Linked DNA regions of Mus musculus: region 1 is linked to region 2. The links are chromatin loops, found by intact Hi-C in ENCODE. Cell type or tissue: left cerebral cortex. All regions are shown on one strand.

The links. A loop is a pair of places that touch in the nucleus more often than their neighbours do. Peaks named below come from ENCODE experiments on the same cell type or tissue, not always from the same donor. Only the 100,000 strongest peaks of a DNase experiment are listed, where the experiment ranks them.
Region 1: it touches region 2 in a loop (5-fold over the local background); 6 of 42 quality-filtered maps call a loop at or near these places.

The regions. Positions count from the first base shown.
Region 1 is chr2:144,292,202-144,296,201 of GRCm38, forward strand. No RefSeq gene overlaps it. Among named protein-coding and RNA genes, the nearest start is that of Mgme1, 23 kb to the left of the region's middle. In left cerebral cortex, no CTCF peak of the experiment used is centred here; a DNase peak (open chromatin) is centred at 2,288; H3K27ac peaks cover 2,149 bases.
Region 2 is chr2:144,355,107-144,359,106 of GRCm38, forward strand. It overlaps the pseudogene Gm11700. Among named protein-coding and RNA genes, the nearest start is that of Pet117, 12 kb to the right of the region's middle. In left cerebral cortex, no CTCF peak of the experiment used is centred here; no DNase peak of the experiment used is centred here.

The sequences.
Region 1 (4,000 bases), 63 kb before region 2:
GGTACGCTGGGCTTGGAACTGGCTGAGGAAATGTCAGGCCGGCAGAACAGAGAAGAAAACCAAAATAGCAATTGTGTGGACAGCGCTGGTAACACAGATCTACCCTTCTGGATGGGGTGGAGGGAGCACAGGAGGCCTTTCCAGGGGCTGTGTCAAGAGAACTTGGAGGGAACTTTGGGAACCTAGCTGCTGGCGCGGGGCCTTCCCACTATCTTCTCTGGGGCACCTGGGAACTCTTGGCCCTTTCCTGGAACCAGCCACTTACATCAGATTCTGCTTCGTGCAACTCTGCAAGAGCAGTTTTTTTTGGTTTGGTTTGGTTTTGGTTTGTTTTAAGATTAATATTGACAGGCCTATAATACCAGCACCCAGGAGGAGAGGCAGGAGGATGGTGAATTCAAAACTAGATTCTATTACATATCAAGACCTTATCCGTCTTTAATCCCAGCACTTGGGAGGCAGAGGCAGGTGGATTTCTGAGTTCAAGGCCAACCTGGTCTATAGAGTGAGTTCCAGGACAGCCAGGGCTACACAGAGAAACCCTGTCTTGAAAAACCAAAACAAAAAAGACCTTATCACCCCAAAATTAAATAACCAGTTGCTATTTGTTTACCTGTTGGAGTTCTGGCCAGCCTTTCTTGTAGTAGTTAAGTAAAAATGTGTGAATTCTCAACTTGAGGCCAGTTGTAGGAGGTGCCCTCTAGGTCAGTGTGTGCCCACTCTGAGGGCTAGAAATCTGGTGTTTTCTCTCCCAGGGAAAGGTCATTCTAAACACACAGCTGTTTGGTTCTTAGGCTAGATAGTTTTACATTTATTTCACCCACCAAATATTTACTGGAATTTATTTTGACCTGGATATTGTCCAGGGCTCCAGCAAGGAAGCACCACCCTCCCTAGCCTCAGGGAGCATGCAGTCCAGCAGAGGGACAGGAGTTACCAAGGACAGCTATGGATGGAAGAAGATCGAACATGCTGCGAAGAAAAGCTGAACGGGCCGGCCACGGGCTCGGTTGGTAGAGTGTTTGACCGGTCAGCATACAGCCCTGGGTTCAGCCCCCAGCATGACCTGAAATCAATATCTTCAGCTACACAGCAAGCGTGAGACCGGGTCTTGCTTTAGAAGGGAAGGTAGAGGGGGAAGGATGGAAGAGAGGAGAAAAGGAAAGGAAGTGGAGATGAAGCCTTGGTCTGAGGGAGGTGGTCAGAGAAGGCTGACTCCGTGGTGTGCTGTACGACAAACCATCTGAGAACCGGAGCAAACCAGTTGTTTTTCATCTTGAGATTCCACAGGGTAACTGGGCTCAGGTGGCTCCTCTCCTTGAGGGCTGGTGTCACCTGCATCTTAATTGGCAGTTCACTCACCTCTGAGATATTGGTAGAGATGGCTAGAAAGTAGCTCAGCCTTGACTCTAGCTGCATATGTATCAAAAGATGGCCTAGTCGGCCATCACTGGAAAGAGAGGCCCATTGGACACGCAAACTTTATATGCCCCAGTACAGGGGAACACCAGGGCCAAAAAGGGGGAGTGGGTGGGTAGGGGAGTGGGGGTGGGTGGGTATGGGGGACTTTTGGTATAGCATTGGAAATGTAAATGAGCTAAATACCTAATAAAAAATGGAAAAAAAAAAAAAAGAAAGTAGCTCAGCAGGGACTACCTGCTGCCTTCCATGATTGCAGGGCCAGTTTATGGGGACTTTCAGTCAGGATAGGCAGACTTCCATGTGAGTGTGAATGTGTGTGTGTGTGTGTGTGTGTGCGTGCGCAGGCAGAATTTCACAGTCCAGGCTGGCCTCACACAATCTTCCTGCCTCAGCCTCCCAAGTGCTGGGATTGCTAGACCTCTTACCTAGTAGCTCAAGAGTTCCCAAGTCAAAGCTCCCAAGACATCTGGAGACTTAGCCTGTGTACTGGCTGGTTTTGTGTGTCAACTTGACACAGCTGGACTTATCACAGAGAAAGGAGCCTCCCTTGAGGAAATGCCTTCATGAGATCCAGCTTTAAGACATTTTCTCAATTAGTGATCAAACAGGGAGGGCCCAGTCCATTGTGGTTGTTGCCATCCCTGCACTGGTAGTCTTGGGTTCTTTAAGAAAGCAAGCTGAGCAAGCCAGTAAGCGGCATTCCTCCATGGCTTCTGCGTCTACCCCTGCCTCTAAGTTCCTACCCTGTGCGAGTTCCTGTCCTGACTTCCTTTGGTGCTGAACAGCAATGTGGAAGTGTAAGCTGAAAAAACCCTTTCCTCTCCAACTTGCTTCTTAGTCATGATGTTTTGTGCAGGAATAGAAACCCTGACTAAGACAGCCTGGAATTGCCTTTTGCAGTATTCTGTTGGCTGAATTGAGTTCAAGAGCTACTTTACAGTTTGTATAGGGACACCCATACAGGGCAGGGAACACTAGAAGCCATGACTCACTCTGGACTAGCCATCCAGAAAGCTTCACTGTGTATGTATATGGAGGTCAGAATAAAGAGAAAAGCCAGTAAGACGGTGTGAAGAGGGCCTGAGATTAGGATGCACTTAGGATGTGTGAGAAAAGAGTGAGGTGCCAGCTGAGTGAGCAAGGGCTAGAGAAGCTGGTGATGAGGTCAGCAGGCAGCCAGGAGCTGGACCACTTTGGTCCTACAAGCCAAAGAAAAGGATAAAGGATGTTAGAGTTACTGTCAGTGCGGCAGAAAGCGGGTGAGCAGATGTGACTATTGTTACACTACCTTCATCCTACAAGCCATGGAAGGGGATGCTACTGTTAGTGTGGCAGGAAGCAGTAGGGAGCTTAGCCACCACCATCACCCTCAATGCTGGGTTGGGTTTGAGTTGGAGCCTCTCACGGACCTCTCATGAAGACCTCCTAAGATCACCCTGCATCCTACTCTTGGGATTTTCCATATACCTCTGCTTGAAGCATTCTCCATGGCACAGGGTACATACCACATATCCTAAGGATCTGTCTTATTGACTGTCTGCCTTTTCCCTACAGAATGTAAACTCCAAGTGGGCAAGGATCTTTGCTTCAGCTGTGACCCATAACAAATGAGGAATTGTTAAACCAATCAGGCAAACCTCTGTCAGCCTAGCTGACTCTGTCACAAGGTTTGCTGTGTGCAAAGGCCTCAGCGACTACTGAATCAGTCTGAACTAGCTCAGCAGCAACAGGGTGGTTTTTATAGTTCTGTTCAGCTTGTATAGAAGACACCGTCCAGTAAGCAATTATGCAGGGCAAAAGAAAAAGAAAGAAAAAGAAGGCCTTGGAAGCAATCCAAACAGTGTCTAAAGGCCACAGGACAAACCCTCATTCACCTGATTTGGGTACACTTGATAAGCTGGCAGGAAACAGTGAACGGCCAGCATAACCTGGAAAGCCCTCGTTGAAGGAGGAGGGGCCAGGACAAGATGGAGGACAGCGGCTGCCTGCAACGGAAAAGCAGAAAACAAACCTGGGGACAGGAGGCCCTGTTTCCAAGCTGCCTGATCTAGAGCCACACCGGGAGGCGAGCAGGCTGGGAACCTCAGGGGCACTCCCAAGGTCGTGCCTGCAAACTGACTATCAACAGCTAGCATCTGAAGCCAGGCAGTGGTGGCTCATGCCTTTAATTCCAGCACTTGGGAGGCAGAGGCAGGTGGATTTCTGAGTTCAAGGCCAGCCTGGTCTACAGAGTAAGATCCAGGACAGCCAGGGCTACACAGAGAAACCCTGTCTTGAAAAAACCAAACAACAAACAAACAAACAAAAAAACCAGTTAGCATCTGTATTGGTCACAACATGTTTGTTTGTCTGTTTTTTAGACCGGATCTCATCAGGTAACTCAGCCTGGCCTCAAACTCAACAGCCTTAATGCCTCAGCCTCTATCATGCTTGAGGTGTGTGCCACCATCTGGGTTCCTTACATTAATCACAATCACACATAAAATAATACATCTCAATTTTTTTTTTATGTGTGTGGAAGTGCCTGCACGCATGCAGATGTGCCATCTGTGTGCCTGATGCTACTGGAGGCCAGAAG
Region 2 (4,000 bases):
TTCCATGTCTTGTGGCTCCATCTCCAGGGTCTCCAGGGGTATCTGATGCCTTTGGCCTCTGTAAGCATCTGCACTCATGTGCACATACACACAGACAAATAACTTAGAATAGATCAAGGGGCCAGAGAGATGGCTCTCTAGTAAAGTGCACTTGTGGCTCTTGCAGAGGAACACGGTGGCTTACAACTCTCCCTCACACCAGTTCTAGGGAGAACCAATGAATCTAATGACCTTTTCTGACCTCTGTGGGTGCTAGGCATGCACAGGGTACACATACACTCTTGCAAGCAACACACACACACGTGCACACACACGCACGTGTGCCACAAAGACAGACACAAAATAGATAAATCTAAATAATAATACATTTTTAGCAGCTATAAATGTGAGTGTGGGGCTGGAGAGGTGAGCAGCTAAGAGTATTTGCTGCTCCTGCTGAGTACCTGGGTTTAGTTTCTAGCCCCCACCTGGCAGCTCACAAACTGGATTTGGTTCCCAATGCCCTCATGGTAGCTCACAAGCATCTGTAATTCCAGCTCCAGAGACTCCATCTTCCTCTTCCAGCCTTCTTGCTCTTCCTCCTTTTCTTCCTCTTATTCCTTTTTTTTCCTTCTTCTCGTAAAGAGGGAGGAAATATTTGCATGTGCTTAAATATAACTAAAGCAACTCTGGAAAGAGTTATCGAAAACTAAGACAAGGCTAAGCAGATGTCGAGGTCCCCTGTAGCTGTCAATCATGGCCAGTTAACTTTTCCCTGCTCTTCAACTTCACTGTGGCTGTGGAGCCCTTGGTGCTATCTCTTTCCAGTAAAACTCTTCTGCTCTGAACATTGAGAGAAAGGATTTGGGTCCAAGGGTTGCTGCTTTTACAGAATTATTCCAGGATGCATGTGCTAGGGTTGGCAGCTTCACATACATGATCATCCATACCATGTGTCACTGGCAGCAAGTCCATCGACGAGGAGAAATTTGAGGCTGCAAATGTCGTTCTGAAACATACAAGTCATGGGATCTTGTGTGTGGCCAATGCTGGACCAAGCCTAAGTGGTTCCTAGTTCTCCCTCTCACTGCCAAGACTGAGAGGTTAGATGGCAGGTGTGTGCTGGGAAGGGGCACAGTGGCATGAACGTTCAATGTGGAAGCCGTGGAGCACTATGGGTACAGGAATGGCACAGCCAGCAGGAGGCCTACAGTGCTCACTGTGGACAGCGCTAATGCTTTTGACTTGTGTGTATCTCAACCACCGAACACTCCTGCAGCTCAGGAGAGCACCCTCCGCCCCATCTACTGGATGCATCCCATAAGCTTTGTGGCCTCACAAGAGTCCTCTGTGGTCCAACTTTTCCTCACCCCCCTCCAAGTCTAGCTGGATTGCAGAATTAAGTGTATGATTATGAATAAGGACTAAATAAGAAGGGGCTAGAGAGATGGCTCAGTGGTTAAGAGCACTGGATGCTCTTCCAGAGGTCCTGAATTCAATTCCCAACAACCACATGGTGGCTCATAGCCATTGGTAATGGGATCTGATGCCCTATTTTGGTATATCTGAAGACAGCTACAGTGTACTCATATACATAAGATAAATCTTTAAAAAAAGTTTTAAAAACTAAGAAAACAAAACAAACAAACAAAAAAACTACAAACAAACCCCAAACAAACAAGATAGAAACTATTCAAGGGCCATCAGGAATAACCGGGCAAATAGGGCTTTCCCTGTGTGCTCAGAAACCTTGTGAAGTGGGCAATGTTTGTTTTAAAGTGTACTCAAGGATTGGTTTTAATCAGGTGACATATTGAGACAGAAGTGGTCATGACAAGGAAGAAGTTTATTGTGCTCAGAAACAGGTCATAGCACGGGGGGGGGGGGGTCCCATGGGAAGGCGTGGGGTGAGGGGCGTGGGTGGAGGGGGAGCTGGTCAGGAGACAAAGGGATTGAATGCCAACACGAGTCTTACTGTGTTTTCTGTGGGGTGAAGCAGGTGAGGCAGGGTCTGAGAGTTTGGGATTGGCCAGAGTGGAAAACTGCAGTGTCCCCAGATCACATAAGGGACCACGGCTTCCTGGGGTGAGCAGGGTGGGGAATAGTGGGCTGGATGTAAAAGGCAGAGGAGATATAGTTTGGGCTTCTGATTGATTCGTTTTGCACAGGAACGCCTTGCTATTCCTTTTCTCTTTAGAAACTGGCTAGCTCTGGGAAGGACAGCCTCTGTGGTCGTCAAGGCCTCCAGGATGTCAGAGGATCAGGGATTACAGGGAATTTTAAAAGTAAGAAATGGCTAGTGTGGTGGCACACACCTTTATGAGCACTTGGAAGGCAGAAGCAGACAGATCTCTGCAAGTTCGAGGTCAGTGTTGTCTACATAGCAAGTTCTAGGCCAGCTAGGGCTACATAGTGAAACCTTGTCTCAAAAGTCCAAACTATAAAGAAAGAAGAAAAGAAAACACAAAACAAGATCATGGATACAGTGGTGCAAGTGAAATGATTTTAGCTATTAATGTAAGAGTGTATGTGAGGGCTGGAGAGATGGCTCAGGGGTTAAGAGCACTGACTGCTTTTCCAGAGGTCATGAGTTCAAATCCCAGCAACCACATGGTGGCTCACAACCATCTGTAATGAGATCTGATGCCCTCTTCTGGTGTGTGAAGACAGCTACAGTGTACTTACATATAATAAATAAATAAATAAATAAATAAATATCTTAAAAAAAAAAAAGAGTGTACGTGATCCTGTTGGGATTGTAGTCTGCCCTTTCAGATACGCTAGCAGGCTCTTCATGGCCAGGTCTTTGTGTTATATGCCTCTGGTCCAGGGTAGGCCCAGGGTGGATTCTGTTTCATAAAAGCTGACAGTTGTCTCCTTCAAGACATTAATTACTTTGCGGATTTAACTGTCCAGTATGGTAGTCACTAACACATGGTGAGCTGAGCGAACATTTGAAATGCAGCTAGTCAAGACAGGAGATGTACTAGGAGTGTGAACCACACAGCATTTAGAAAAGTTAATATCCCCCCTCCCCAAATGTAACTATTGCATTAATACATTTTTTGTATGGTTTTTTGAGACAGGGTTTCTTTGTGTAGCCCTGGCTGTCCTGGAACTCACTTTGTAGACTAGGCTGGCCTCGAACTCAGAAATCCGCCTGCCTCTGCCTCCTGAGTGCTGGGATTAAAGGCATGTGCCACTATGCTCGGCTGCATTAATACTTTTTTATAGTGATTATATGTTGAATCTAACAAAACATGATAATTAATCTCGTTTTTCTTTCTCCCTCACTCATTTCTCTCTCATGTCCCTTTTTCCTTTTCCCCCTTCTAGCATCTCTTGCCGCCTTCCTTCCTCCCATTCTCTTTCCTTCTATTGTTTTCTTCCTTTTTTCTTTCCTCTCTTCTTTCTCCAGAGCCTGTGTGGTTTGTAGAAAAAACTGAGCCACGGTTCCCATCTATCTCATCAAAAGCATTATTCCAGAGGAGTGCTTCTCCACCCGTGGATCTCCACTCCTTTGGGGGGTTGAACGACCCTTTCACAGGGTCTCCTGAGACCATCGGAAAACACAGATATTTACATTATGATTCATAATGGTAGCAAAATCACAGCTGTGAGGTAGCAATGAAAACAATTTTGTGATTGGGGAACAGCACAACACGACAAACTTTTAAAGGGTCGCAGCGTTAGGGAGGTGGAGAAGCTCTGCTCAGAGCTTTGGATGGTAGTCACCCTCATCGTGTCTTGATGTATTCCTCAAACTGTGTATAAACTCTCAGGTGGCCGTTTACACTTCTTGCCACAAAAATAAACCATGGAACGTTGTAAGGATTTGGAAAAGGATGAACTCACCTTGGCTTTTAAGCTCACTGGGCAGAAGGAAGAGTGAGTTAAGCATGTGGATTGACCACACGAGCTCACTCTCTGTCATTCCTCCTGAGTTCACATAACCAACAAACAAACAGTTTTAGGACACAGAGAAGTGACAACAAACGTGACATCCGGACAGTTTTGAAGC